Linked DNA regions of Homo sapiens: all the other regions are linked to region 2. A link is an interaction called in ENCODE POLR2A ChIA-PET data of the cell type or tissue named here. Cell type or tissue: CD4-positive, alpha-beta T cell. All regions are shown on one strand. Links, peaks and the distances in the headings refer to the core of each region. The heading gives the core; the rest is flanking DNA. Region 1 overlaps SHQ1 (SHQ1, H/ACA ribonucleoprotein assembly factor). Region 2 holds the start of LOC124909396 (a long non-coding RNA gene). Region 3 overlaps SHQ1 (SHQ1, H/ACA ribonucleoprotein assembly factor). Region 4 overlaps SHQ1 (SHQ1, H/ACA ribonucleoprotein assembly factor).

The links. ChIA-PET counts read pairs that join two places held together with the same protein. Peaks named below come from ENCODE experiments on the same cell type or tissue, not always from the same donor. Only the 100,000 strongest peaks of a DNase experiment are listed, where the experiment ranks them.
Region 1: POLR2A ChIA-PET joins it to region 2 with 6 read pairs; 8 of 35 experiments call an interaction of 5 or more read pairs at or near these places.
Region 3: POLR2A ChIA-PET joins it to region 2 with 9 read pairs; 8 of 35 experiments call an interaction of 5 or more read pairs at or near these places.
Region 4: POLR2A ChIA-PET joins it to region 2 with 5 read pairs; 8 of 35 experiments call an interaction of 5 or more read pairs at or near these places.

Annotation. Positions count from the first base shown.
Region 1 is chr3:72,796,330-72,804,104 of GRCh38, forward strand. All of the region lies in intron 9 of SHQ1 (SHQ1, H/ACA ribonucleoprotein assembly factor), which reads right to left. Among named protein-coding and RNA genes, the nearest start is that of SHQ1, 48 kb to the right of the region's middle. In CD4-positive, alpha-beta T cell, for the core only: no CTCF peak of the experiment used is centred there; no DNase peak of the experiment used is centred there.
Region 2 is chr3:72,735,364-72,743,138 of GRCh38, forward strand. It overlaps LOC124909396 (a long non-coding RNA gene), which reads left to right and starts at 3,543. Exons shown (of 2, transcript XR_007095963.1): 1 at 3,543-3,671; 2 at 3,965-5,178. It also overlaps a transcript of SHQ1 not described here. RefSeq lists an enhancer at 3,846-4,354. In CD4-positive, alpha-beta T cell, for the core only: no CTCF peak of the experiment used is centred there; a DNase peak (open chromatin) is centred at 3,588; H3K4me3 peaks cover 1,609 bases; H3K27ac peaks cover 757 bases.
Region 3 is chr3:72,787,313-72,795,087 of GRCh38, forward strand. SHQ1 (SHQ1, H/ACA ribonucleoprotein assembly factor) reads right to left here. Exons shown (of 11, transcript NM_018130.3): 10 at 5,604-5,724. Among named protein-coding and RNA genes, the nearest start is that of SHQ1, 57 kb to the right of the region's middle. In CD4-positive, alpha-beta T cell, for the core only: no CTCF peak of the experiment used is centred there; no DNase peak of the experiment used is centred there.
Region 4 is chr3:72,805,486-72,813,260 of GRCh38, forward strand. It overlaps SHQ1 (SHQ1, H/ACA ribonucleoprotein assembly factor), which reads right to left. Exons shown (of 11, transcript NM_018130.3): 9 at 7,186-7,309. Among named protein-coding and RNA genes, the nearest start is that of SHQ1, 39 kb to the right of the region's middle. RefSeq lists an enhancer at 5,283-5,785. In CD4-positive, alpha-beta T cell, for the core only: no CTCF peak of the experiment used is centred there; no DNase peak of the experiment used is centred there.

The DNA.
Region 1 (7,775 bases), core at 2,525-7,524, 63 kb after region 2:
GAGATCATAATGTAAAAAGGTATGGAGTTAAGGTCACATATTTAATGAGGATCCACAGCAGCCATTACCTGATAAAATTATACACAGCTTCACTTACCAGACATGCCTAAAGTGAGGCTGCCCTCTTGCTAAAGGCCACAGGCAAATTTAAATCTTCCAGCTATCACAAAAAAAATAAGAATAACAATGAAAAGAAATGTCAAATAACAGGCAGGGCATGGTGGCTCATGCCTCTAATCCCAGCACTTTGGAAAGCCGAGGTGGGCAGATCACCTGAGGTCAGGAGTCCGAGACCAGCCTGGTCAACATGGTGAAACCCCATCTCTACAACAATAAAAAAATTAGTCGGGCATGGTGGCATACGTCTGTAATCCCTGCTACTCGGGAGGCTGAGGCAGGAGAATCGCTTGAACCCAGGAGGTGGACGTTGCAGTGAGCAGAGATCACACCACTGCACTCCAGCCTGAGCAACAGAGTGAGACTCTGTCTCAAAAACAAAAGAAATGTCAAATAACAAAAAATAAGAAATGTCAAAATATTTTTTTAATTTAAAGAGAAGAAATTACATTGTATTTGCATGTTCTGATCCCTATTTTCTTAAAAAAAAAAAAAAAAAAAAAGACTAATACTCATTTAAAAAATGCTGGGCCAGGCACAGTGGCTCATGCTTGTAATCCCAGCACTCTGGGAGGCCGAGGCGGGCAGATCACCTGAAGTCAGGAGTTCAAGACCAGCCTGGCCAACATGGTGAAACCCTGTCTCTACTAAAAATACAAAAATTAGCCGGGCATGATAGCAGGTGCCTGTAGCCCCAGCTACTTGGGAGGCTGAGGCGAGAGAATCACTTAAACCCAGGAGGCGGAGGCTGCAGTGAGCTAAGATCACGCCATTGCACTCAAGCCTGCACGACTTGAGAGCGAGACTCCATCTCAAAAAATAAATAAATAAAATAAAAAATAAAAAAACCTAGACATATATACCCAAATGATATTAACAGTATCTGTCTCTACATCCACTGAGCAAATATGTGAGAGCCCATCATGCACCTGGCATTGTTCTACATGTGGGAGTACAGTTGTTTATTCTTTTCTATACTTTCCTCTATTTTCAAAATTGTCCACAAGAAACATTATTTGTTTAACAAAAATTAAGACATGTTCAACTACACAGCCAAACCCTGAAAAATTGACAAATGAAGGTTACAAATTTGAATTCACATTTTAAATTATATTTTTAAACAACTGAGAAGCAATATTTAGATTAATATTTAAAAATTATATTGCAAGGCAGTTTTGAAAGGGAAAGTTACATGCTCTCTTCACAAGCTGTGTTTTAACTGTAAGCCTTAAACTACTTTCATAGTATGTGATGTGACAAATATGGTAAAGATAACCAGGCTACTTGCAGTTGACAATCTAGAATAAAAAGTACATGAAAACTATTCTCCTCCCAACAATATGCATTGTTACTCTGAGGTCGTACTTGATCTCTTTTGTTCCGACTATGTCACCGTAGATGACTACAGCATCACAGCCAGGAGACTCACCAAGCATGTGGCTGGGCTTTTTTTTTCAGTCTCTTTTGTACTGACTGCTCTTTCTATCAGACCCTCAGCCACTTATCTAGCAGCTATGAGCAAAGGAAAAATCTGGCCCTCTTCCAGGCTGTCACATGGCCGGTGGCCAGAAGCCTATGGGGACTCAAAGTACACGGTTCCTGTGGGGATCTATCCAGTCGTGGGCTCATCATACACGATATGGGCATAAAAAAATGCTAAGGCCTAAGTCCAAGATAATCATTTCTGCTCAAAGGCACTGCAGGAAAGTGACCATTTTTAGGCAGTTCACTGCCTGGTTCAAAGCAGAAAAAAAAAACAGTGCCTTGCACAGTAACCACGGTAACTATTTGCACCACAAAATGGCACTAACAGCTCTCTCCAGGACGTTAAATCCCAAGAGTTAGGGATTCTCTAGGATGGACTTGGCTGAGTAAGCCAACCCTATCCATGGAAGAATGACTCGAAGACCAAGAACTCTTGTTCACTCATGAAAGCAGTTTAACACTGTATCCTGGTATTACAAATGACAAGTGCCATGAATGTTTTACTTCGGGGAAAGACTAATGACAACACAGAGAAACGTAATGACAAGATAAAGAAAATATGGATGACAGTAATAAGTAGGTGGGTAGTAAATAGGATTTAACATATTCCCCAGCTTTCCTTTAAAGGGAAGGTAAACTAAGAACAATGTGATTTCCTGTCTGGACAGAAGTGGCATCTCAGGTTAATACATCTTAATACAAAGACAAGATTGAGCTGTTTTAAATAGAATCCCTTGGCTTCCTGAAATCCTCCTATTAGTAGAGCAGGGTTGGGAATAATCTTTCACTGACAGACCAGCTCATGGCTGGAGGCACTTAAGAAATGGTTTCCATCTCTAGGAGATGATCAGGGTAGTGGATGTTTTTGCTGGCTAAAAGCCAGCATCGGAAAAACAATGTAAGTTGCTAATTCTATACAATAAGAGCTAAATTTCTTTTCAACTGCTGGTACATTACAGCTATGTGGCTGTGGTTTTCTGGGTATCTATTCTGCCCTTTGAAGTTTTGAGTTACCCAAGACAAGAAGCCAATTGCTTCTTGGCCTTCTGGCTAAGATCAAATGTCATATCTGTCCTTATCAAGACAAGAGGCCAAAATAAGTAAAGGGACCAGGCCTGGTGGCTCACACCTATAATCCCAACACTATAGGAGGCGCCAATACAGGAGGATCACTTGAACCTGGGAGTCTGAGACCGGGCAACACAGTGGGACTCCATCTCTACAAAAAAAAAAATAATAATAATTTTAAAACAATAAGTAAAGAAAAAAAGAGTGGTTATTCAAAACACCTGAGGGAAAGCACTGCTTGGTCTTTATTTGTAAAATCATCTGAAAATAACAGCCAACATTACTATCATTTAAAATACAAAACTTAGTATAATAGATACCTGGCTAGAAAATGGCTAGAATTCTGGGATTCTGATGAGACCATATTATCAAAACAGATATGAAGTATTTTAACACTAATTTTCATATGTCATTTGACCATAAAAAGAGAGAAGGAAGAAAAATTCTGTCAAATTAATCTAAATTAAGAGAACCAAAGTGGGGTAATTTGCTTTAATACCAGGCCCTATCGGGAAGTAGAATAAAGTCAAATCCCTAGCAATTAACACAAACACGCACATTAAATTTAGCATTAAGAAGGCTTCTAGGTCTATGTGATTTTTTTATCCTCAAATTTCTCAGATGCCATTTAAGCTTCAATTTTTGACTTATATTAAGAAACACACCCTTGAAGCAATGAATTACTATTTTGAGCACAAACTTATAGTCCTATCCATTTAAAAAGTATTGTTATTAAAATTACATATATTATCTGTATACTCGCAAACAAAATTAACATGAAGCAAACATGTACTTTTTATATGTCCCCTTTGCCTGGAATGTACAACCCTCAATTCAACTCATGTACAACCCTCAATTCAACTCATAATTTACCATCTATCCAAGTCTCAAATCAGGCATTACTTTTTCTGGAAACAGGGTTCTAACTCTTCCCCCAGCTGGTTTAAGGTTCCCTCATATACCTGACATACCCCTCTATTACAGTAGTGCTACCATTTGAATGCACCCCACAAAAAGCATCTGTTGGAAAGTTAATCCCCAATGCAACAGTGTTGGAAGATGGGGCCTAATGAGAGGTATTTAGGTCATGAGGGCTCTACCCTCATGAATGTTAACGACAATTAGGACTTCAAGCTGCCAGTTCAACCTCTTGCCTGCCTTCTCACCATGTGATACCCTCTGCCACGTTCTGATACAGCAAGAAGGCCCTCACCAGCCCCTTGATCTTGGATTTCACAGCCTCCAGAACCATGAGCCAATAATTTATGTTCTTTATAAACTACCCAGTCTGTGGTATTCTGTTACAGCAGCACGAAACAGACGTTAAGTAATTAGGAGCTACCCACTTGCTCTGCACCAGATACTTCATATAATTACATGATTTAACCCTACGAGTTAGGTACTTTCTTCCTTGTTTCATAAATGAGAAAACTGAGGCTCAAGGATATGAAGCAGTTGGCCAAGATCACAGCTAGGAAGCAAGAATCAGAACTGGAAATAAGTTGTCTGACCCTCAACCACTATGCAATAAATCCACTGTCAGTATTTATCACCATGTGTGATGAAGTCCTTGACAGGAAAGGACATGACTTTTCATCTTTCTTCCTTGGCCTAGAACAATGTCCAGCAAATTGTATGATCCTGTTTAATAAACGCTGGTTGTTAATCCAGTCTGGAGTACAAAGAATCTAACTTTAAACACACCTAGTCAAATTGCTCAGTTAGCATGTACTAGTTATAACATCTCTGTGGTCTACAGATTTAAAGTTATTTGCATCATGACAAATGTGGCATATACAATTTGTTTACTCCTTCCCTAATTATATATTTCCCTGACAAGAAAAGAATGTAGCTGTACAAACTTTATTACATCACTGTACCACCATAAGTTCAAATAATAAATTTAACCCAAGGCTGCTTTTTGCCTTTTCTGCTCTAACAATCCCTGCAAGATGTGCCAGTTTGAAAGGACAGCCTTGACATTAACTCTGTCCTCTTTCTTAAGTAACTTGTCAAAACAGTGATTGTTTCAGTTTAGAAATACATGACCAGATGTCATCAAAACTACATAATGGTAACATGACTAATTTCAATTTCTTCAGACAACTAAGAATGAGGCATCCAAGTTCAAGGTAGAACATTAAAAAAAAAAATCTCTGTCTACACAGTAAGGAGAAAAGTAGATTAAGAAGCTGAAGATGCATGGAAAAAAGCTCTTTGAAACAGCTGCAACCTAAACCTGAACTTTTAAAAAACCCATAGGCATAGAAAACTTCAAAATTTTGTGGGTAAAATTTTTATTCAATTTTTCCATCTTAAGAATTACAGTATGTATTTCAATGCCCTTTGTGGTTTTAATTAAAACAATTACACTTCATTTTTTTCCAACAGATACCACTTAATAGAGTTCTAATTCTTTGAAATTAGTTTTATTTCAAAATGAAAAAAACTAAAATTGCATGAGGTTGGAAAGAAGAAATAGGAGTATATAGGAAGAAAGACAACTGGATATCTCAAATGGCTCATAAAAGGAAAAAACAAACCTAAACCTAATCCTACCACTGATGAATTTATTTTGGTGATCTCAAGTACTGATAAGTATGTCAAGGTAAAAAAGGAGAAAAACCAAACCATTTTGAAACCCTCACTGTGTTTCAGTGAATATGTTTGCTTTCTGCTAAATGGTCTGCACACTGGTAGAACTGAGCTATGCTTCTTTATATTTTAATCAATGGATAATAAATATAATTTAGTAAAGCTGATTAGATATTTATCTCTACATATAAGTTTAATTTATATGAAAAGGATGCATGAAAATTTTGACTATGAAATTAAGATCTTAGAACTGTGTTCCCCAATTCTAAAAAGCCAAGGAAAGATCATTAAAAAGCTACACATAAATAATCTTATGCAGTTCTTAGCTAATTTCTCACGAAGTAAAAATGGTAACAATCCCAACAGTTCCACTGTGGACCAGCTGTGCAGCCCAGAGTTTGCTTTGCTTCTGGTACCACTTCTTAACCGTTCGGTACTTAATCTGAATCTGTTTCCACAGGGATAAATTGGAAGAAAAATTCTTAAGAATTGCTATGGAAATTAAATGAGACAACAAACATGTAAGTACTTTACATATGAAAAGGGAAGGAGGACAACGGGTAGTATGGATCAGCCCTGGCACTCCCATTACTGGTCCCTGCCCCACTACCTGTGAAGCACCTGCCCACATATTCCTTCCTCCTCGGTGCCGTGGCTAGCACTCTAGTTCAGACCATACTGTCTGTCCCCAGACTTCCTTGGGTCTAGGCAAGAATAGGTCTCCTCTCTTCTCCATGCCCACTAACCTCACCCTTCTCAATGACTCTATCCTAAGTGCTGCTGCCAGATGAATCTAATTTCATAAGCCTCTCACCGGCTCCAATGCCAAACTCTTCAGTGGTTCCTCCCTGAATAAGACCCAAACTCATCAGCAAGCCATTGCAGGCTCCTTTCAGCCCGGTCCCAGCACACTGTTTCTACCTTTATCCTACCATTCCCCTTCACACCTCTGGCCTCCAGACAGATGGGAATTTGCCCTTTCTTGGACATGGAACTCTTTTATATTCCTTTTTCTGATTTTTTTGCCTTCTACTTTCTCAGGGAATACCGCTCCTCCACATCTTCTTTTCTAAATCCTACACATTCTTTAGTAACTACCATTATATATCACTCATTAGGTCTATGCTGTTTGCTCCTTCCCTATTAATCCCTCCTCCCACTACTAACAAGCACTCTATCAGGGTCAGAGTGAGGTGTGGTACTGGAGGTACTGAAATCCTATCACTCATCTCCTCCACCCTGACCAGGCTCTGGCTGACAAGAGTAACAATACAAAGTAGTCAAAAGAGAGGCAGGGGATCCACTTTTTTAAAAAAGCTTTCTGGTATTAACTACATTAGACAATGCGGGACATCTCTTACCTCCTTTGCCTGCCCCAATCTTAGAACCTGTATCAGGTTGAGACTCAGTCTCAAGCTAGGACTGAAGGAGCAAAGACCTGGTGCAAGCCTTCACTGCAGCTAAAACTGGCAGGTCCAAGAGGGTATGAGAAAGACACGCTGGCACTTAGCTTGCTTTAGAGCAGAGACTGAAAACTGGGGGCCTCCCAGGCTGACCTGGGCTCTCAGACATGCTATGGCTCTTACAGTGTGATTTTACATTACTTTACTTCTTTGTTCATACTTAAGCTTTAAAAAAATTTTAAAGATCATTTTACTTTCTACTTCTTTTTAAAACTGGCAATACTATATATTCACACAGCAACAGTAGGCTACAGTCGAGCCATGTATCTCTTCAGTTCACACAGGCCTCATTAGTCTCTATTTCCTTAAACCCTAGCATCCTTATTCATTTACCTGCTTGGCGAAGTAGGCATCTCAGTTTGCTTCTCCTAATGTACAGAAGCCTACTCTAATGTGAGCCAACTATATCAGCTAAGTCTCACCTTGTGGGAAGGCGAGAGAAAATAGCTGAAATGATCTACTTCAATGCTGGCCACTATTTGGAATGGCAAGCAGCCAAAGACCTCGGCTCCCTACAAAAGGGCTCCCCTCCAACCTCCATGTACATACCTAAGGCAGAGGTGGTAAATTTTCTCTGTAAAGAGATAGAAAGTAAATATTTTGGCTTTGCAGGACAATCTCTGATGCACTTACTCAATTCTGTCATCTTACCGCAAAAGCAGCCATAGACAATATGTAAGTGAATGAGCCTGTGTTTCAATAAAACTTTATTTATGGACTCTAAAATGAGAATTTCAAATAATTTTCCCAAGTAACAAAATATTATTTTTTTTCAACGATTTAAAAATGTAAAAAGCATTGTTAGCTCAAGGGCAATACAAGATGGATTTGGCCTGTGGATGGCCATTAAGGTAATTTCTTTTTTCTTTTCTTGTTAGAGACAAGGTCTTACCCTGTCACCCAAGCTGCAGCGCAGTGGCATGATCATAGCTCACTGTAACCTCGAACTCCTGGGCTCAAGCAATCCTCCTGCCTCGGGATCCCAAGTAGTTAGGACTATAGGCACACACAACTACGCCCTGCTAATTTAAAAAACATTTTTTTTTT
Region 2 (7,775 bases), core at 917-5,916:
GTTGGTCAAGAGGATGGGAAGGCTCATCTTGGCTCTATATGTCTATCATCATGTAGTGGCCCAGACTGGGACTGTTATATGGGCTTGGAGGAGCTCCAAGGGCTACTAAAGACAATACAAGTCCCACTGTGTCTACATAATGTTTGCAAACATGCTATTGGCCAAAGCAAGTCACTTGGAGTCCAGAGTCAGAGTGAGAGGGCACTGAAAGTTACATGGCAGGGGTTGTGGGTACCAAGGGGAGAAATCCAAGGTTCCAAAGTACCTGGTAAAGCCCATATATTGCTCAGAATGTGTTTGGATACAAGTAACTGAACTCTGCCCAATTCAGCTAAAGAGAGAGAGAGAGGAAGGAAGGAAGGAAGGAAGGAAGGAAGGAAGGAAGGAAGGCAGGCAGGCAGGCAGGCAGGCAGGCAGGCAGGCAGGCAGGCAGGCATTTTACTGGCTTGCATGACTGAAGGTCCAGGGTGGAAGGAGCTTTAGGGGTGGCTGGGTGCTGAGTCTCAAACAATGTCAAATGTGTCAATCTCTCTCTCTCTCTCTCTTCCTCCCTTCTTCCTTCCATGTCTGCTTTCTGGTATATGCAATTTCTTTTCCAGAAAGGTTTTCCTCACATAGATACAAAGATAATCATCCTCTGAATAATGGCTTCCTTCCAGCTTACCAACTCAGAAAAAGTATCATTTCTAGTAGCTCTGGCCAAAGCCCCAAGAGGACTTTGATTGACTAGGCTTGAGACACCTGCTTATTGCTGAACCAATCACTGTGGCCAGAAGAACAGGGTACTCTGATTGGCCAGACCTGAGCCATGGGACCACCCCTGTGGTGGGATTCGGGGTAGTATCAGCCTCATTCCTCTTGTCCCAGCTTTCTGCACAGCCTCCCCCAGGAGGGCATGGAAACCCCAGAAGCCATGGGCCAGGCATCCAAAATGCTACTGGATAGGTATTCACAAACCCCTTCTCTTAAACCAGGGATTGGCAACCTTTTTCTGTAAAGGTCCAGATGGTACAATATTCTAAGTTTTATGGACCAAGGGGCAGAATCAAGGCTATTAGGTAAGTACCTACATAACAAAAGAGAAAAGACATCTCCATAAATTCTTTTCAATCATTAAAAATTTTTTTAAAAAAATCCTCAGTTTGGGCTGGGCACGGTGGCACATGCCTGTAATCCTAGCACTTTGGGAGGCCGAGACAGATGGATCACTTGAGGTCAGGAGTTTGAAACCAGCCTGGCCAACATGGTGAAACCCCATCTATACTAAAATTACAAGAAAACTAGGCAGGAATGGTGGCAGGCACCTGTAATCCCAGCTACTTGGGAGGCTGAGGCAAGAGAATTGCTTGAACCCAGGAGGCAGAAGTTGTAGTGAGCCGAGATTGTGCCACTGCACTCCAGCCTGGGTGACAGAGTGAGACTCCGTTTCAAAAAAAAAAAAAAAAAGAAATTAAAAGATCCTCAGTTTGCAGGCTATACAAAAACAGGCAGTGGGATGGATATGGCCTCAGTGCCCTGGTTTGCTGACTCCTGCACTAATCTCTTTCCACTTTCCGAAGTGCAAAAAGCCACAGGGAAAGCAGAGTTTATACTGGGAAGGAAATCTAAGGGTACTGTAGGGTTAGGCCGGGGGTGGTGGCTCATGCCTGTAATCCTAGCACTTTGGGAGGCTGAGGTGGGTGGATTGCCTAAGCTCAGGAGTTCGAGACCAGCTGGCCTAACATAATGAAACCCCATCTCTACTAAAAATAAAAAAATAAAAATATTAGCCGGGTGTGCTGGGGTGCATCTGTAGTCCTAGCTACTCAGGAGACTGAGGCATGAGAATTGCTTGAACCCAGGAGGTAGAGGTTGCAGTGAGCTGAGATCGTGCCACTGTACTCCAGCCTGGGCGACAAAGCAAGATTCTGTCTCCCAAAAAAGAAAAAATAATAATTAATTAATTAAAAAGGTACTGTAGGGTTAAAACCACAGCCACGGAAGGGGAGAAGGAGAGGAGAGGCAGGAACCCTCTGAAGGCAGAGTCTGAAGGAGAACTGGGGAAATTTGGAAGGGGAAAGATGCATCTTTGGGGGCAGTGGCTAGGATAAGAGAGTAAGAGAATGAAAGAAAGAAAAAGAAGATTTTTACAATGCAGCTGTCCCTCAATATCTGCAAGCGATTGGTTCCAGGACCCCCAGGATACCAAAATTTGCCAATGCTCAAGTCCCTGATAAAAATTGGCATAGAAGTTGCATATAACCTATGTGCATCCTCCTATATACTTCCAGTCATCGCTAGATTACTTATAATACCTAATACAATGTAAGTGCTATGGAAATAGTTGTTACACGGTACTGTTTAGGGAATAATGACACGAAAAAAAGTCTGTGAATGTTCAGTATGGAATTATCCTTTTTATTTTTTCTGAGTGGTTTTCCACCCACAGCTGGCTGAATCCAGGAACGTGGAACCCATGGATATGGAGGGCCAGCTGTATTGGCTGTGCCTTACAAATGAAGTGCACCAGAGGCTACAATAAATATTCAATTGCTTTTCAATTACTATGGATAGTGAATTGAGTTCTCCCTTTTTCTTAATGTGACACAATGCTGATCTGGGCCCACAAGTGGATGTGTCTTTCCGTGGGTTGCCCCCCAATTCCCCAGCTCTGCTAACCCTCCCGTGTTCAGCCACCCTGAGCAATCTTGTTCCCTCACCCACCACATCTCTCCACCTGAGACATGAACACCCCACCCTAACGTCCCTCTGCTCATCCAACTCCTGTTCATCCTTTCTTTGGGAGATCTTCCATGGCTCCCTGGGTGACCCCTACTCACTGAGTCCTTAGTTCCCACTGCACCCTGTGCCCAACCTGGGAAAAGCCTGAGCTCTCTCGGGTTCCTCGCTTTAAAATGGGATCACTTGCCTGCCCCTGCTGAAAACGAGGCAAGGTAGAAGAAAGCCCTTTGCAATCTGTAAAGGGCTAGCTAGGCACCTGAGGGCTGTTATTGGCATTTGGTTCCAGGAAGGCCCTGTTTTTGATCGTCTTCTCTGTTCCATCCTCTCCAGGTGAAGCTTCAATGTGCCCCGAGAGCCAGGTATCCGCAGAAACAGAAATACTGTGTTATTGGCAGGAATTAGATAAGCTTGTGAATTTAGGGATCTGCTTCGCGCCAATTTCATCAGCTTGGGGATGGGGGTGGGATGGGAGTGGGCAATCTGACTCTTCTAGGACAGCCTCCTCGTATTCCAGGTTATTGTTTCCCCATCCCAGGAAATCCTGCGGGTGCCTTCCCCCAACGAAAGCCACTGATGTCGCCCCTCTCCTCCCAGCAGCTTCCAGACCGCGACCTTCTGTAGCTCTGCTCAGAACTTCACCTGGAACAGCTTCTTACAATTCTTAAACAGCCCCTCAGTCGACTGTGATTAAGCATACACTCCAGCCTCAGCAAGCTTGGCGTCTGCCCCTGCCGCTGGGAGACCCTCCTCCAGGCACCTGCCCTGGGCCCCGCCCCGCCCGGTCCGCGCGCACGCGCAGTGGCCCCACCCCGCCCCGCCCCGCGACGCCCGAGGACCCGACGGAGCTACACCCGCTAGTTCAGCCAGGAGGCCCTGCGCGGCTCCGGGGAGAGCTGGGTGGTTATGCCACCTCATTAGACACATTGGTGGACGATGCCGCGGATTAGCGGGTTGGCTCTCAGGGCGGGGCGCAGGCTTTCTCACTGATCCGGGAGCGTGGGAGCAGGGGCAACGCGGGGCCATCCGGGAGCTGCCCGCCTGCTTCGCAGTTGGCTTTCCGGGCCCTCGAGCAACGTCTGACTTTGCCCTTTGTTTTTAAACACCATGCAGGATGGTTTGTGTACAAACGAAGCCGTGTCACTTCTCAAGTGTCGGTGCTCAACGTGGCAACGCCCCTCCCGCCCCCAGTACAGAGATCCTGCCCATCCACCGACAATCCCCCTCCTCATCTTCCTTCCCCCAGGTGCGAGTGATTCAAGGAAATCCGACTGGAGGGAACACACGCTGCGATGCACCCTCTCCTCTTCCATTGAGCCAGGGGTGACCTTGAGAGACTCAGGCCACCTCACCAGGCTCTACCAGGAACAGCGTCTACAGCTGGTAGAGAGCACGGGCTGCAGAGAGGTAAAGATGGGGTTCGGAAGCCAAGGCTCCCCTTGTTGCATGGGTGACATCAGGCAAGCTACTCAACCTCTAACCCTGGCTTCCCCTTCTGTATACTGGAGACAGTATCGGCCCCACAGGCACTTGTGGAGCAAGTGGGTTTGAGCTGAGCTCCTCTGAAAATCAGAGGCACACTCAGAGAGTAGCTCAGAAAACCAGGATGTGTCAGTTTCATTTGCTGGGAAGCAGAAGCCAAGATAGAATTAGAAGTGCAATGTCTGTGAAGGAAGAATAAAGGGAAAAGGAAACAGGAGTGGGGCAGGGGGCAGACCAAAAGGAAGACAGACAAGTGTGAGAAGGAGCCCCACAGTGCAGTGTAAGCTTAAGAAGGTGTGGAGAGGATGGGAGTCACTCACTGGGCAGGAATGGCCCAGCTCCAGCACCTTGCTATGACCAGCCAGCTGCTGGGAACAGGCCAGGAAGAGTGTGGCCTTAGCGCAAACACTGGGGTGGATCTCGAGATGAAGGTGTGGCCGCTGGAAGCTGTCACTTCACCACTCCTCTTCTGAAGAGAGAGCTGAGCCCTGCACATGGGAGCATTGGTGAAAAGGGTGGTAGACGTTTATCAGTAACCTTACTGGTTTTGTGCTCCATCCTCCATCTCCCAAAGTCCCCCTGACCTTGCCTTCAGCTCCAGGAATGGCCACATGACTCAGACAAAGCCAACCAGCCATCCCATTTCAGTGGCCAGTGATGAATGATTCAGTGTTTACCCAAACGCATCCAATCAGGGTGAATCTGAGGACATTTGCTGGGGAGGCTGGGACACAGATAATCTCTTTTCTGACAGATGGTAACAAGAAAGTAGGTAGCTGCAGGGGCTGCTGGCAGCCATCTTGAGACATGAAAGGTGTCCAAATTGGGATGAATTCAGCACTGAAGATGGTGGTACAGAGAAACAGGAGATAGGGCCTTTGATCACATTGTTGGATGGCTGGTTAAGCCTCTCCTGAAATCCATTCTACTGCTGGACTTTACAGTTCATAAACTAATAAATCCTCTTTACTGTTTGAAGCAGTTGTGTCAGGTGTCCTGTTACGTATAAGAAAGGCCTCTGATTTGATCAGCAATAGGGAACTGGATGTCCTCTGAGCTCCAAAAGTCAGCACAGGCCTAATGCTCAGGCGTTATGGAGCCTCGGACTGATGAAAGGGTGGTATGGGCATCCATGACTGCTTTTGGGACCTCAGGGGAGCAGTGTGTGAATGTTCATTTCAGAGTAATGACAGCAACTCCACGTGTCTGCATCCTTTTACGCCCAGCCACTCCCTTTCCTATGACCAGCTGCTGTCTTCACCCTCTCGCCTGTATCTTTTCTCCATTACATAGATCCTCCTAACTCACACTTCCTCCTTCCTGAGTCGAGTTTGCAAGACTGATTCCAGATTCACCTTGTGATTATCCTAACGCATCTCTTACCTTCAATAACTTCCAAGGGCCTTATCCTCTCTTCATTTCCCAATTCAAATTTCCGGGAGCAGGACTTGGATTATCCCAGCTCTTGCCTATTTAGACAACCTCAGAGATTCTATTTCCACTGTATGTGGAGGGGACTGAGTATTGGTACTTTTGAAAAGTTTCTTGGATGGTTCAAGTGTGCAGCCAGAGTCAAGAACCCCTGGATTAGTAGAGCTTTCCAGGCCAGCTGACCCCACAGTCGGCCCTTGGGTCAAGTTCAAGCTCAATCCAGTCAGCTAAGAGCAGAGCCACAGGGTCTCACTATGCCCAAAGTCCCTTCCATTGGCAGAATCTGTGGCTACAGAAGGAGTGAGAGGAGGCCAGGCACAGTGGCTCATGCCTGTAATCCTAGCATCTTGGGAGGCCAAGGCAGGTGGATCACCTGAGGTCAGGAGTTCGAGACTAGCCTGGCCAACAAGGCAAAACCCCATCTCGACTAAAAATACAAAAATTAGCCAGATGTGGTGGCAGACGCCTGTAATCCCAGCTACTCAGGAGGCTGAGGCAGTAGAATTGCTTGAACCCAGGAGGCGGAGGTTGCAGTGAGCTGAGATCGTGCCACTGCATTCTAGCCTGGCAACAGAGTGAGACTCTGTCTCAAATAAAAAAAAAAAGAAGGAGTGAGAGGAGATAGGCCCCTGCTTGACATGCTGAGGACAAACAAGCCTAGCACAGCGCTTGGCTTCATGCAGTCGCTCAACAAATGACAGATGTTATTACATTCCTGTCTCTTCTGTAATTCAAGGGGATGCAGTTGGCCCTCCGTATCCTGGGGTTTCACATCCATGACTTCAACCAACCACAGACTGAAAATATTCAGATAAATAATAAAATACAATAAAAAATGCATATTTTAAAAATAATATAGTATACTAACAATTTCCAAAGCATTTACATTGTATTAGGTATTATAAGTAATCTAGAGATGATTTAAAGCATACAAGAGAATGGAGGTAGGTTATACACAACTATTATGCCATTTTATATAAGGGACTTGCACATCGCTGGATTTTGGTATCTGAGGAAGTCCTGGAACCAATCTCCCACAGATACCGAGGGACGACTGTATTGTCTTTAAAATAAACTATGCATCTGGGTGTGGTGGCATGCATCTGTAGTCCCAGCTACTCGGGAGACTGAGGTGGGAAGATCCCTTGAGTTCTGATCACATTACTGCACTCCAGCCTGGGCAACAGAGTGAGACCCTATCTCTTAAAAAAAAAAAAAAACGTAAAAAATAATAACGTAAAACGAAATAAACTATGCTGCTATAACACAACAGAGGAAGAGCTGCTGAGGAAGCACCTAGAGGATCTAGGCATCCATGCTTAGCAAATTTACTACAAAAACAGGAAAATCCTCGCTAATCAGATTTACATTTGAGAGCAATTGCTGCCAGTGCAATAGGAATAAATGCAGTTATGAGTGTTATATTTCAGGAGGTTATTTGATGACATGGGAAACAGGACCTCATGTTAAGAGAAAGAAGGATATAAATTTATGTAGTATATGATTCAAATTTTGTTTAAAAACTACATGTGTTTACTCATGTTTCTACAAAGAAAAATAGAGAAACTGAAAAGGTATCTGTGGTTTCTCAGGAGAAAGAGTTGTTCTTTTTTTTTCTTTTTTTCTTTTTTTTTTTTTTTGAGATGGAGTCTCACTCTGTTGTCCAGGCTGGAGTGCAGTGGCATAATCTCGGCTCACTGCAACCTCTGCCTCCCAACTTCAAGCGTTCAAGCGATTCTCCTGCCTCAGCCTCCCAAGTAGCTGGGACTACAGGCATGCACCACCATGTCCGGCTAATTTTTTTGTATTTTTAGTAGAGATGGGGTTTTGCCATGTTGGCCAGGCTGGTCTCGAACTGCTGAGCTCAGTCCTCGGCTTCGATCCACCTGCCTCGGCCTCCCAAAGTGCCGGGATTACAGGCGTGAGCCACTGCACCCAGCCGAGAGTTTTTCTTAAAGCTAATTATGTCCAATTTAGAGGGCTAATCTTTATTCTAAATACTATCCTTCTACTTTTTGGCATTAACAGGCTTTTATGAAAGGATTGTTTCAGTAGAATACTGCCTGGGTTGGGTTAGAGATGCACATCCAGAATGAAAAGTCGGCAGCCTTATGTCAGCACCCTCTGCACGCTACCCTGTTTGG
Region 3 (7,775 bases), core at 1,018-6,017, 52 kb after region 2:
AAACTATACTAGAGAGGAAAAGTGTGATTTAACATCTTAATTACAGGTTCACATTTGTACTGATAAGAGTCAGGATTTTAGATTTTAGTTTCATTTAAAAACAATAAAATTTTTCCATGTAGCAAAAACAAAAGAACACCGTTCTTGATCCCTTGTCATTTCAAAATGTGCTATGTATTAAAACCATACAGTTTTAATGTGAAATTTTCTCAGTGAGCATATATGTACTCTTTTTATAATGAGGAATAAATTAGTTACTTAAAAAAAACTCTGTAATGGATATTATGTTATAAAGGGAAATGGTTTATAAGGTATTATCATGAGTATAAAACAGGCTACAGAATGGTATGTGCAGTATTGCTTCCACTGGTTTAAAAATGCATTGGGGCTCTCCCTCTCCCCCTCCCCCTCCCTCTCCCCTCTCCCTTTGCACGGTCTCCCTCTGATGCCGAGCGGAGGCTGGACTGTACTGCCGCCATCTCGACTCACTGCAACCTCCCTGCCTGATTCTCCTGCCTCAGCCTGCCAAGTGCCTGGGATTGCAGGCGTGCGCCGCCACGCCTGACTGGTTTTCATATTTTTTGGTGCAGACGGGGTTTCGCCGTGCTGGCCGGGCTGGTCTCCAGCTCCTGACCGCGAGTGATCTGCCAGCCTCAGCCTCCCGAGGTGCCGGGATTGCAGACGGAGTCTCGCTCACTCAGTGCTCAATGTTGCCCAGGCTGGAGTGCAGTGGCGTGATCTCGGCTCGCTACAACCTCAACCTCCCAGCTGCCTGCCTTGGCCTCCCAAAGTGCCAAGTTTGCAGCCTCTGCCCGGCCGCCACCCCGTCTAGTAAGTGAGGAGCGTCTCTGCCTGGCCGCCCATCGTCTGGGATGTGAGGAGCCCCTCTGCCCGGCCGCCCAGTCTGGGAAGTGAGGAGTGTCTCTGTCTGGCCGCCCATCGTCTGGGATGTGAGGAGCCCCTCTGCCCAGCCGCCCAGTCTGGGAAGTGAGGAGCGCCTCTGCCCGGCTGCGACCCCATCTGGGAACTGAGGAGTGTCTCTGCCCCGCCGCCACCCCATCTGGGAGGTGAGGAGCATCTCTGACCAGCCGCCCCGTCTGAGAAGTGAGGAGCCTCTCTGCCCGGCAGCCGCCCTGTCAGGGAAGTGAGGAGCGTCTCCGCCCGGCAGCCGCCGCGTCCGGGAGGTAGGGGGGGCGCCTCTGCCCTGCCGCCCCGTCGGGGAAGTGAGGACCTCCTCTGCCCAGCCGCCACCCCGTCTGGGAGGTGTACCCAATAGCTCATTGAGAACAGGCCATGATGACGATGGCAGTTTTGTCGAACAGAAAAGGGGGAAATGTGGAGAAAAGAAAGAGAGATCAGATTGTTACTGTGTCTGTGTAGAAAGAAGTAGACATAGGAGACTCCATTTTGTTCTGTACTAAGAAAAATTCTTCTGCCTTGGGATGCTGTTAATCTATAACCTTACCCCCAACCCCGTGCTCTCTGAAACATGTACTGTGTCCACTAAGGGTTAAATGGATTAAGGGCGGTGCAAGATGTGCTTTGTTAAACAGATGCTTGAAGGCAGCATACTCGTTAAGAGTCATCACCACTCCCTAATCTCAAGTACCCAGGGACACAAACACTGCAGAAGGTGGCAGGGCCCTCTGCCTAGGAAAACCAGAGACCTTTGTTCACATGTTTATCTGCTGACCTTCCCTCCACTATTGTCCTATGACCCTGCCAAATCCCCCTCTCCGAGAAACACTCAAGAATGATCAATAAACACTAAAAAAAAAAAAAAAAAGAAAAATAAACTTGTTACATATTTAAAAAATGCATTGGGAAACAAATACAGGAAATATCAAAATACTAATATTGGTTGAATTAGATTAAGTGACAAAGTGACTTGCTAAGGTCATACGGTCAATGAGAAGTAGAGCTGGAATGTATTACAGTTCATTATTTTCTATCCCACCTTATATAAAAAGGTGCCAACTATTTGAATGCAAGGACTTTTTTGCTTATCTGTAGTGATGGATATCATAAAAATTATGCATGGATCTTTTTTTTGGTCCATGCTATCATTAGTGTTAGTGTATTTTATGCGTGGCCCAAGACAATTCTTCCAGTATGGCCCATGGAAGCCAAAGGGTTGGATACCATGGAACTGTTAAATTTCAGAGGGTCAGAACTATCACTGCTACTGATGGCAGCCCACCAGCAAAGAATGGGGCAACTTGTATATGTAGCTGAAATACCAATAAAAATAAGTTAGAATTGATTTATATTTTTAAAGTGCTACATTTAAAACAAAAATGAAAAACGTTCCTTTAATCCGGTCTAATAGGTATCATTCAATTTGAGTAAAACTGATTGTGCTCACAAACTGTGATGGGTCCAGACAGGTGCTTATTCACATAGACCTTAGCATTTTAGAGGGGAAAGAGATACACATCTAGATTCCTACAATATAAGGCAGGCATGAGAGGTGCCCAATGATCTCTCAACCAAGTGCTATGGGAACATCCATGAGAAAGACAGATGTTTCATTCATTCCTTTTCCTATAGGAAAATCTCTCTGAAGAAAGGGCTTTTATCTTTTTTCTTCCACATGGTATGGGTGGAGACAACTGGTTGCATAAGTGGCATATCTTGAAAAATATGAAATCTGGAACCAGAAGACCTGACCTATCTCTTATAAGACATATAACCTCAAACAAATCACTTTCTAAGGCTGCCAACCACAGAACATTTGCTGTAGTGAGCACCACACTCAAAACTTCCAGTGAAGCTTATAGTGAAGGGTGGTAGGGAGCGTTCTTTTCAGAAAAACAATTGGTAAAATCTGTAACTCAGAATGAGAGGCCAGGAGCTTCAGTTTCTCAGCTTTGCAAATATGCATTACAAGACACAGATATCATAGGGAAAAATAACATAGGGAAACCTAGTACGAAAGCAGAAGTAACAATAGATGTTGTTATAACTTCATCGATTCAATGTAAGAATGACTTTGCTACCTACGTTTCAATAGGTTTTTGCCAAAGCATATATCTGACTGTAAAAATGGAATGCTGTTTTTGTGCTAGTCAGAATTTAGCAATTACCTGGTATTTCAAACAAAACCTTACATAGTTTTTATTATTATAATCAAAAACATCAAACTAAACTAAGAAAAATACATGGCTCTTTTCAAACATAAAAATAAGGTGCTAGATTTCACTGATAAACTATATGTAGAAGAAATAAACCAGAAGGTAAAAGTGAGGAAAAAATTCCTTACGAAAATCATGGATCTACACTGCAGTAGAATTATTTAGACCTAAGAAGTTCACAGTAAAGAAAATACTAGAAAGCTCAATCATGTTGTGCTTGTAAAATTAAGAATAAAACTAGAAATTTTTATAAAAATTAGATAAACAAATGTTTTATTTCAAAAGAGAGAAAAAAATAGCTGGGCTACAGTTAAAATTTAACATACAAACTGAAAGCAACACGCCTGTTTAGGGAAAAGAAAGTTATGTTCAAATTGGTAAAGTTGAAAAAACAACTTTTGCAAAGTAATTTGAAGAGTTCCTGCTGGTTTCTCTCTCCTACCTCACTCCCCAATACATTATCCCATTTTTTAAAAGTACTATTAGCACAACAATTACAAAGAACCTAAGAATTTCACTTCATTTCCCACAACATAAAACCAAGAGAAAAAGTTTTTTCAGGGAAGGTCTGATAATCCCTACATCTACTTGGCAGCCTATATCTTTCTTCTTTAATGAAAAATAAACTTCTCTCTAGCTAATAAAGAATATCACAAAGAGAGAAACAGGCACTCACAGAAATGAGATCCTGGTACATACCTCAATATTCATTACATGTTTACAAAATCATCATTCCTAAAAAAAAGAAAAACCAAAACCCACACAAATAGACTATCCCCATTTAATTTTATTATGAAAATGAAAGTAACAACAGGAAATGGCAGCAGGGTATTTGATAAGCTCAATTAGCAGGAGGATCAAATGAAGTGATGACATGCCATTATGACCTCAGGGGTTAAACATTCAATTTTCCATCTGGCGAAATCTAGATTTCCAACACAAATGCTGACACCACCTGCTGTATGTTATTAGGCATTATCTTGAGCAATCCCTAAGCATTTTCTGTACAACAGGTATAGCCTCAAGTTTTTTCATATTTCATTCTGCAATATAATTGCTCCCCCATGAAGAGAAATAAAAAATAAATCCCATATAATGGCTCATTCAAAACAGACATTAAAATCCACACTAAAGCATTTATTTATCAATCATGGCGGTAGCAAAAATATCAAGACTATTTTTCTTCTAAGTCACAATTGACATTGTAGCTATCATTTTCTATAGCACCTAGGAGTCATTCCAATTAAGAGTTCCCTTTATAGGTTTTTTGTTTTGTTTTTTTTTTAATACAGACAGGGTCTCACTATGTTGCCCAGGCTGGTCTTGAACTCCTGAACTCAAGCGATCCTCCTGCCTCAGCCTCCCAAAGTGCTGGGATTACAGGCATGAACCAACATGCCTGGCCCATTTATAGATTCTTAATTAATAGCCTCTTGCTACTGAAATGGAATTTTGTCATGTCTAATAAGAATCAGATCTACAGAACTTCACGAAATAAAAATTCACTGCATTTTAAAATGTAATCGTTAATCTACTATGTTTCTTTGATTGACGCAATGGTAAACACTTTTAAAAATTTTTATATACCAAGTGCTGGAGCTCATTTGTGAGTGTTCAGACCCTTCCATACATGCATTATCAAGAATCATGCTATTAGGCTCTGCAGGTGGTAAGCCAGTGGCTAGCCAATAAATGCAGAGCTCTCATCTGGATTCAACTGATGCAGTTTGCATACTAAAATGTTTGCACACACAAACATGAATGCACATACATCTACACACACTCACACTCTACTGTAAGTGAAATACAGATACAAGTTCAGATACCCAGTCTTGAGATTTCATACTGGACAGTCAATAGCAAGGCAATCAATATCACAACTGTTTTAATACCTGTTTTCCAGGACATACCAATACCAATTTTTTCTAATAAAATTAACTTTTTACCATCTGTGTACCTCCTTCCCTAAGCAAATTCACCAAGCTCCCCATGTTAATCCAGTTGCTTTTTAGTGTTTGGTAGGTCTATGGGTTTCCTTCTCATTAAAACTTATTCCTGGCCAGGCACAGTGGCTCACACCTGTAATCCCAGCACTCTGGGAGGCCGAGGTGGGTGGATCACCTGAGGTCAGGAGTTCAAGACCAGCCTGGTCAATGTGGTGAAACCCCGTCTCTACTAAAAATAAAAAATTAGCTAGGCGTGGTGGCACACGCCTGTAATCCCAGCTACTCGGGAGGCAGAGGCACAAGAATCACTTGAACTTGGGAGACGGAGGTTGCAGTAGCTGAGATCACACCAATGCACTCCAGCCTGGGTGACAAGGGCAAACCTCCATCTCAAAAAAAAAAAAAAAAAAAAAAAAAAACACAACTTACTCCTCAGGTTATTTCGTTTTCTTCCTCCTGGGTAAATAGGTATTTCAGCAATGTGAACATCTAAAAATTCGTAAGTAACTCTATGAAAACTTACTTGACTTTCTGAATCCACACACAGTAGTCTGAGATGTAGAGATCATTCAGTATGTACGCTGGGTCATTTTCCTGAAAAATTTTGTGAATATCCAGGAGACACTTTAAAACTGCACTTTTACCTAAAGAAAATTGAAAAAACATAAAATTATCCTTAAGAAAAAGAAATTCAGACCCTGAGAGGTAATATATCTAAAGCAGCTCAGAATCCTGATCATTTCTTAAGAACATTTTTAAATGCAAAAAAATTTATGAGTCCTATTAGGTCCAAACCCCTTTACTGATTTCCTTAAGAATTACATACAATCTTTGGCCAGGCACAGTGGCTCACACCTGTAATTCCAGCACTTTGGGAGGCCGAGGCGGGCAGATCACGAGGTCAGGAGATCGAGACCATCCTGGCTAACACGGTGAAACCCTGTCTCTACTAAAAATACAAAAAATTAGCCAGGCGTGGTGACAGGCACCTATAGTCCCAGCTACTCGGGAGGCTGAGGCAGGAGAACGGCGTGAACTGGGGAGGTGGAGCTTGCCGTGAGCCAAGATCGCGCCACTGCACTCCAGCCTGGGCGACAGAGAAAGACTCCATCTCGAAAAAAAAAAAAAAAAAAGAATTACATATAATCTTTATATTCTGTTGTTACAGCTGACTAGTTGTGGTTATCATTAAAATGCTATGAAATACAACTAGGTCAATTAAATGAAAGGCAGGAAAGTTTTCTAAACCAAATGAATATCTAAATGCATCATAATTTTTATTAGATAATGTTCTTCCAATTCAAGCTTTCAACATAACATGGAAAACTGTATTCTAAATTTCAAACTTCTTTATTTCTTATGTCAACATTTTCTGTCAAGGAGTTATCTACTAATAACAAATTATTTTACCTTAAAGAATTGAAGAAAACTGAACACTAAAACATCATAGCACTACTTCAGAAATAAGCTGACAAAACTCACATGAACAAAAGCCATCAAGTATTAAAGCCTTGTTCAACCTAACTACTTCCTCCTGGTTTTTAAATGAACCTAGTTTTAACCCAACCAAAGTCTACAAAAGGAGCCTTTTACAACTCAGCAATTCCCTAGGTGTTCCAAACTTCATGATATTTCCTGAAATTTATTAATTATAAGGTGAACTATTAATTCTACATCTAGAGTAGTACCATTTTCTTTGATCTGTGAAATTCAGTATTTTCAGTTTAACAGTTTCATTCTTATCTTTACAGTTCTGAAACGCGGAAATACTGTATACTGAGTTCATGAAGATACTGGATGCACTTTCATTGACATTTCCCATTTAACTTTTAGATCATAAAAGAATCATGAGCTAGATGATGACATCTCAAGATCCTAAAATTGCTGACACTAAATTTTTTAACATAATTAACACTAGAAAGTAAGTTTCAAAAGAGCAGGGGCTTCTGTTTTATTTAGTGGTTAATCCCCAATACCTAGAACAGAACACCGCAACAGCAGGTTTTCCATTTAAGTGTTCTAAGAATGAATGAATACATGATAGACACAGTAATCACCCAGCTTAAACCTTGAAAATTTCTTTCATTCTACGGTCTCACCCGTCAAATCCTGATGATTTTTCCTTGGAGATGCTCCTTGTATCTGCCCTTTCTATGCCATTGCCTGAGCTCCTATGTTCACTCATATTCTCATCTCATGCCTCGATTTTAAGAATCCTCTTTCCCATCTTTCAGATTCCAGACTCTACCCCTTCAAACACACATTTTTTAATGCACTGCTTTCATGGAGTCTCTTCCCTGCATATGTTCTCAATGCTCTTTCTACAGACTTGTTTCCATGCCTTTTTCCCTTCTCCATGTGACCTAGCCCACTATCAAGGTCTAGCTCCAGTCTTCATTCCTTCGGGAAGTTCTGGGCTGACTTTCCTAGTCTTCACGGTCCTTTACTATAATGCTGCCAAGAAGTGGAAAGGAAACTCAAAATGGGGAAAGTCCTCCCCATAACCTCTCCTGTTCAATTCCCAGAAGGAAAACTGGAGGCTTCAGGATGGGTAAGATACAGGGCCACTGAGTTGAGGGACCAAGATCTAAATTCCAATCTTAATGGCTCCAGAGGCTACCCACTGTGCCATGCTACCTGTATGTTCTTGCCTCATCCAGTCTATATCACAACGTTTTTATTACTCAAGGACTTA
Region 4 (7,775 bases), core at 691-5,690, 70 kb after region 2:
CATAAAAATAATCTCAAAACTGACTTTAAATTTATTTAAAGAGGCACTAATTATAGAAGTTTTTTTTAAGCCATACATTCAAACCATGTAACTAAGTTCTAGGGATTTCTACACTGCTCAGCTCAGAAACTGCTGAAATTAACAAAAATAAATAGTACAGAAAATATAGTGTAGATTTAAATTGTATGTAATATTTAAGAGGTCAGCTGACTTGAAGCCATCACCCATCAGTAAGCATTTCTATATAACTCCAGTTTTCAAAGAATACTAACATTTTAAAATATTTTAAGTGATATTTTTGAAGCCAAATAACCACAAGCTATTCATCATTTGTGGCAATTAAAAGGCAATTTATTATTTGTAAGCCATATGGGAAATGCTTCCCTCTATGGTGTATTTTAAGAGAACCAAGAATGTTTTATACAAATGTAACCCAGAAATTACCATGAGAGCAATCTAAACATTTTCGGTGATTAACAATATTTAGAAGTATTAGGGGGAAAGAGATTCTATGGAGATGACTAGAACTTGATATTCTTTCCTTTAATGTTTACGTTTATATATAATATCCTTCTATACAGAGTTATAAGTATAAACCCGCAAATGCTCTGAGGTTAAATAATACATATGAATGGGAAGAATGTACTAATTTAGGAGACTGGGAACATAGACTTGTACTCCAAGGAAGAGACAAGAGTAAAAAGAATTCACTTTGCCTCATGGAAGGAGAATCCGGAGTTCTCCCTTTCAAACATTCAGCAGCAGTTCATGATTTCCAGGAGTTAACTCCTGCTGTACTCTGAAGTTCTCTCCTTTCTTCGATAAGTTGGTATGTAAAATGGTCAGCAAAAACAGGTACAAATGCTACTTCAGTATCTGACTTTAATTCCATGCTAGTTTCTGAGAGCACTATGATTGTTCTATTCTTAGAAACATTAACTGGTATGGGGAATTAAGCCAGAAAAAAAAAGTTCAAGAACAATTTAGAATAGGAGGAAGAAAACACAAGGAATTACAATCTCCCGGGTGAGGAGCAGGGAATTAAGCAATAATATTTAAAAAGTAGAGACATAAATTCCAGTGACCAGTTAACTCAGATAGGAAAGAAACTATCAACTAGTTTTAGAGGCTGTAGAGCAAATCTCAGCATCAGATAGCATATCGATTTTCCATCATCTAATTCCAACAAACACATTTTCATAGCAGAAACTACACTATCCCATGAACCTCCTCACATGGTTTACTCACAATGTTTACAACATTCCCTCCATCCTTCAAGTCCCAATTCAAATCTCACAGCCTCTATGAAAATTTCCCTGACCCCTAGTGAAATGTGTCGTCTCTCTCTTTTTTGAACTACTTAATCCACATTTCTTGTAAGGCACTTACCACGGCTGACTATATATTTTATGTTACTGATGGACATCTTAGCTCCCTAGGTAGTGAACACGCTCCCCGGCTAGTGAACACGTCCCCAAATACAGCCCACACATCTAAATTATTTTTCTAGTGCTCTTTATATTTACAGGGTGCTTTGTATGGACTGGCTCCTGAGTAGGCATACATTCAAAATATGTGTTGAACAAATCAATGAATAAATGAACTCATCAAGCAATTAACAAGTACTTGAGGGTGTTAGGAAACTAGTAGGAGCTGAGAATTAGAGGTCAAATAAGGCAGAGGCTCCCACAGTAGGAAGTTACATGTCTTCAGTGACTTAAATGTAGGTCAGTTTCCCTGGCTTATATTTTCACTCTCCATATTTCTCTTTTGAGCTACTTATTACAAATGCAATTTTTCAAAAACCCTGGTAGTTGTGTAATTCTGTGCCCTGTGCCCCCATTAGAACTATTATATCTTCAGGATCCAGCTCAGCAGCCTCACATGGCAGGTTCTCAACAAATACTTGTTGAATAAATCTCAAAATAGTTTCATACAATGTATTTAAAGAGTAAAAATTAAAAGGCCTAACAATTCTTTAAAATGTCCAGAACTGGGAACTTACAGAAGTTAAATATAGATAAATGTCAACACTGGAAAATGGCAGTGATTTCATCTTTTAGTTTTCGAGTTTGCAATATCTCCTCTACAATTCAATTTTTTTAAAAGTCATTTGCTAAACTGACTCTGGAATAAATAAAATGTAAATATTAAAAAGAAATTCACCTTTAAAGTCTCCTCCAAACTTGGAGCTCATACAATACACTTGCCAAACCTCAATGTTTTAAACATCCATTATTCTTTTAAAAAATTGATCAGTCACAAGCCCTGTGCTTGGTACCATAGCTCTTCTTTCCTTTCTCATTGATTGTGTTATTTTATCTATGGAAGAGGTTAGTAAAGCAGTAATTTCTGAAAATTTGTTTATTGAGCCCAATTAATAATTGATAAGTAAGGGCTATTAATTACCTGAAGTAATACCTGGTTTTAATTGGGGACAACAACTAAACTCCTGAAGGCTGTTTCTTGGGTTACTACCTGCTAGGTAGCTACTATTCATCAGACTTCACATGTTATTAGAAAGTAGGTTTCTATTAACCTTAAAAACAAAACAGCAAATAGAAAGAACAATTGTATACGTTTTTCTTAGCCAAAAAAATTTAGAAAACTGTCCAAATATTAATAGAAATCATGTTTTCCACAAAATGGTGGATAAATTCAAATTTGAAACTTGGTAGTATGGTGGTTAAGAGTCCAGACTTAAGGAAAAAAAAAGACTTTGTCTAAAGGAAAATCACAACATGTACAAAAATAGGGAAGACAGTATCATGAATCCCACATACTCATCACCCAGGCAGCAATCAACTTGTAGCCAACCTTGTTTCAGCTACACCCCACCCACTTTCCCACAACCCACTCTGGACTATTTTGAAGCAAATTCCAGGCTTCATATAATTTCATTTATAACTATTTCAATATATGTAAGTGCACAGACTCTAAGTTACACAGATCTGGAGTCAAATCTAGGCTCTCCCACCTACTAGCTGTAAGACCCTGGGCCACTGACTTCACTTCTTTGAGCCTGTCTTCTATTTGCAAAATGGGGATAGTAATGCCTGCTTCACAGGACTGCAATATGAGCAAAATGAGATATGGTATCTAAAGAACTGAACCTAGCGCTGGCACACAGAAGGTAGCTAACACACGCAGCTGTGGTTATTATTAACAAACTAGCCAAACCAGAGCTACCTCTATTTAAATTATGGGGTGTCCGAACAAACGAGCCTCTTCAGTGGCAATAATGGCATCCCTGTGCCATCCACCTGTATGTATTATTAACACATCAGGACAGAACTCTGACTCTTTTCTAATGAGGCTCACAAAGAAAATAACTGGTATCAAGTATCCCTTTATTTTAAAGAGATGCTAACCTCTCTATGCTGAACTTGTAGAGAGAGAAACTAAAAATGATTTGTAATTCATTCACTGAATATTCACCTTCAGGAGCTTAAGAGTAAAGAGGTCCAGAAAAAATGTCCATGGATAAAGGTGGTGTGGGTGCAGGAAGGAGGTGCTTTTCTGTTACCTTAAACCAAGAGAAAGGGGGTTTTAAGAGGCCCTAAGAGAGTACAACCTGCTTACCCTGGAAATTTTAACCGTAGATACCAACTGGAGAGTACAAAGATTGGTGTCTGGCTTCCATTAAGAAGCAGGACAGAGCAACATGGGGTGGCCAAGTGGAGGTAAGTGGTATGTCCTGCCAAAGTGAAAGGGGTCCTCCTCCCTGCCGCTGGTCACCCACCCTCAGGCAGGTCCCAGCTGGGGAAGGGAAGAATTTCTTTTGTAATGAAGTTCAAAGTGGACATTTTAAGCACTGAAATTAGACTCCTCTTGTGACTAGAAGTGGTAAAAGAACTTTTTTAAAATCTAAAGTGATAGAAAAAGTTATAGGATATATATTATAGGAGACAAATATATGATATGATATATATAGGATATATATTCCATCCAAGAAGAAGGAAAAAAAAAGAACCCACAGAATGAGCTCAAAGGCGGAAGTGAAAGCAAAAATTAAGTTGATGTTTCTCTTCCATCCCATCCCATCCTACCCTTCTAATGGAAGTAAAGTAAGGAATACCTTCTATACATTAATAAGATGTAGACAATACACTCACTAAATTACATAAATAACGTATGATCAAGTATTAAACTATGACTTGTCACTTCTAAAATGAATAACTCTTCTGAGTGGGCCAGGTGCGGTGGCTCACACCTGTAATCCCAGCACTTTGGGAAGCCAAGGCAGGCAGATCACTTGAGGCCAGGAGTTCCAGACCAGCCTGGTCAACACGGCAAAACCCCGCCTCTCCTAAACATACAAATATTAGCCAGGCGTGGTGGTGCATGTCTGTAATCCCAGCTACTTGGGAGGCTGGGGCATGAGAATTTCTTGAACCCAGGAAGCGGAGGTTGCAGTGAGTCAAGATCGCGCCACTGTACTCCAGCCTTGGGCAACAGAGCAAAATTCTGTCCAAAGGAAAAAAAAAAAAAAAGAATAACTCTTCTGAAGATACATTAGAAAATCTGCTTTTTCTCTTTTACTTTTATTTTTAATTGACTAACAGCAACTAAGTGATGCTCCCATGAAAAACTTTACCCATTCTTCCAAAAAGAATGGAACAGAGGCAATAAAAGTTGAAGAGACAGAGACAGGGGAAAAAAAAGGAGTCATGTGCCCCAAGATGACTGATCCAAGGAGAGCAAGGTCCTTTGTTAAGCACTAAAACAGTACTTAAGGGGCAAAGCAGGATTTCCTGCCCTTAAAGAGTTTGGATTAAACAGAACAGCAACCTCCAGAGATAAACATACAGTCTTCTGGAGGAGGGGAGGGAATGAGAAGAAATGCAAACCTGAAAAGAGCCAAAGGCCTAGTAAAGAATCCTTGTAAAGGCTACTGTGAAGTCACATGAGGCAAATTCCTGGCTCTTTGAAAACTCAGATCTTAGTCAATCAGTTATAATGAAATATTCTGTAGTTTCTGAAGCATTCCTACATTGGTTTTGAAAGCTCATTCCATTTAAGATCAATCCTTCTTTGGAGCCAGGGTTATTCATTACTTTCAACTATGGAACACTATACTGACCTTTATAATAAAAAGTGTGAACACTGACTGCATTTTGAATTATAAGTAGGCATGAATTCATTCTTGGAAAACACTAAATGCCAAACCAGAGCTACCTTTATTTAAATTATGGGGTGTTCAAACAAATGAGCCTCTTCAGCGGCAATAATGGCATCCCCGTGCCATCCACCTGTACAAAGACAGGTGACGATTCTCATCCAGAACATGTCATCTCTACAGCTTCTGGCACAAATTCTAGACAACCCAGCCCTCAGTTTTAGCACTAACTAGCCACAACCCAAATTAGTCACAGAACACACTGTACATGGTACATAGAGGGTTCAGGTTCATTTTTAGCAGAGGCCTCCAGTGTGTTACTTCAAGTTTTATGTTACTATCATAACACAGCTGATAAAACTATTTCTTGTCAGAGTGATAATGAATAAAAATTAAGTCTCAATTTCAATTCTGACCTACTAAAACTGGGTAATTGATTCCTGTGTAAGTCAAGGCAATCGAATTTATTTTTGGTTATGCAATCATAGTACTGATTACTTTTCCAATGAAAGTCAAAAGAACTAGATTACTTCCCAGAATAAAAAGTAACAAGCAATAGTCTGTATATGTGAGTGAGAGTGAGAGTGTGTGAGTGTGTGTGCAAACAGGCATGTGGAGGTTTTGCCAATTCTCCATCTGGAAGCCATGATATAACAGGATAATCGCAAACTGCATTCTCACTGGTTTAAGTCCATGAATAATGCCCAGATAATCTAGCATGACTTAAAAAAGAAATGAATTGTGACGTGTAACTGAGGCTCACACAGTCATTTATAGTAGATTGATTTTCCAAGGTACTTTTAGCAATTCAAAAAATATCTTAGATGGAAGGCAAGAAGAAATAACACATGAAAAAACAAAGCAGTTTGTTTCCCACTGTTAAGTTAAAGAAGATAGATTTCTCAATGATAGCTCTTTCATCCTATAATCAACAATCCTTCAAAATAAAATACAGCTAGTCTAAACCAACTGGATGAATAAAAAGGCATCTTTCATCTAACCATGATTCATTTTTACAATTACTGTCTACTTTAAAATAATCTATTTCAAACATGATTTTCTTCCCCCATCCCCACCACCAGGGCAAGAAGACTACAGGTTACACAGAAAGCGAAGTACACTTCCAGGTGAGACAAAACATTTGAGATGTGATTCTCTTCTTTAGGCCAGTGAAGTCACCTGGAGGTAGAAGGAAGAACTTCCTTTCTTTCCCCTTCTTATTCTGAAGTCTGAAAACCAAGCTCCCAGAAACACTTTTATCTAAGGGCAAAGGAATGATGAGTCTCCCCAGGGGGAGAATATAAGAAATGACCATAAAGTACTAAAAGTGACTTTTAAATAAATGTGCCAGAACTAATACATACAAATGGATGTTGCCCCCTTCAAAGTCATTATCTTGGAAATTATATACTTATTCTAATGATGATACTATGGGCACTTTGGAATTTGTTTCAGAGCCCAGAATTTTCCACATCCTTAAAGCTAACGAGTGTTTGTCTTTTCAGGTTGAATTTAGCAAGTCAAAAGTGCTCAGAGTAGCTGAGCTTTTTGTTGGAAAATCTTTCTTGACATGCCGAATCTAGGTTACATGTCCCCTCCTAAACGATCCCTGGACTTCTCCCAGCAGAGTACTTTTCACTCTCTTTGGAATTGCTAACTTACCCATCATCTGTCTGACAAAACTGTAAACTTCAACAGAGCAGGGAACTTTTCTGCCTTCTTTATTATTAGACCCACAGTCCCACCATAGAGCCTAGAAGATTATAGGCAGCCAAGAAATACTGAATGATGCAGCTATTATAATGTAAAACGGTTTGCAATACTATGTGTGCCTTCTCTGTTTACCTTCCTTACTCCTCTCGGAAAAGAGTCTTTATTATGCCTCTATGCAATTACTTATCTACATATGTCTTATACACAGGAATTCTATACTTTAAAAGTGGTTGGATTCATTTTTCATTACTTATTTATATACAGTAAAAAAGCAAAAATCATTATTATATCTTCACAGACTAAAAACTTACAACTTTTTCCCTCCCAAATTTGCAAGTACAGTAATATCTTACCCAGTTGCAATATCTTTATAGTGTCCCTGTAGGCCTTCATCACCAGCTTGAAATGGCGATAGAGTGGGTAACACAACACCCTTCTTCCAAAAGACACCATGATATCATGAACGTTAGTCCAAGTCTGTGAAGTGTCATTTTAATAAGCAGTCATTTCCACAAAATGTTACACAAACAAAAGTACACAATGAAATAGGAAGCTTTTCTCATTTAAAAGCTGCAAGTTCGGATCATTGTGAAGCCAAGTAGAAGAGAAACATAAAACCATGAAATAAGATTCTTTTTGTATACTTTACAATAAAACAGAATCTTAGTTTTTGTAATTTCTCACACTATCAATACATCACAAATGTCACAAGAAAGCTTTTAAATAAAGTCCTAAAGATTACAAATAAGAATCTAAAACACATGGCATTAACAAAATACAGATGCACATAAAGGACATTTTAATATAATTTACATTTCATGTTTTTGTCAGCTAAGGCTATTCAAGATGGCACAGATCAAAAATGTAGAACTCACCGGGAGTGGTGGCTCATGCCTGTAAAGCACTTTGGGACTCCAGGCGGGTGGATCACCTGAGGTCAGGA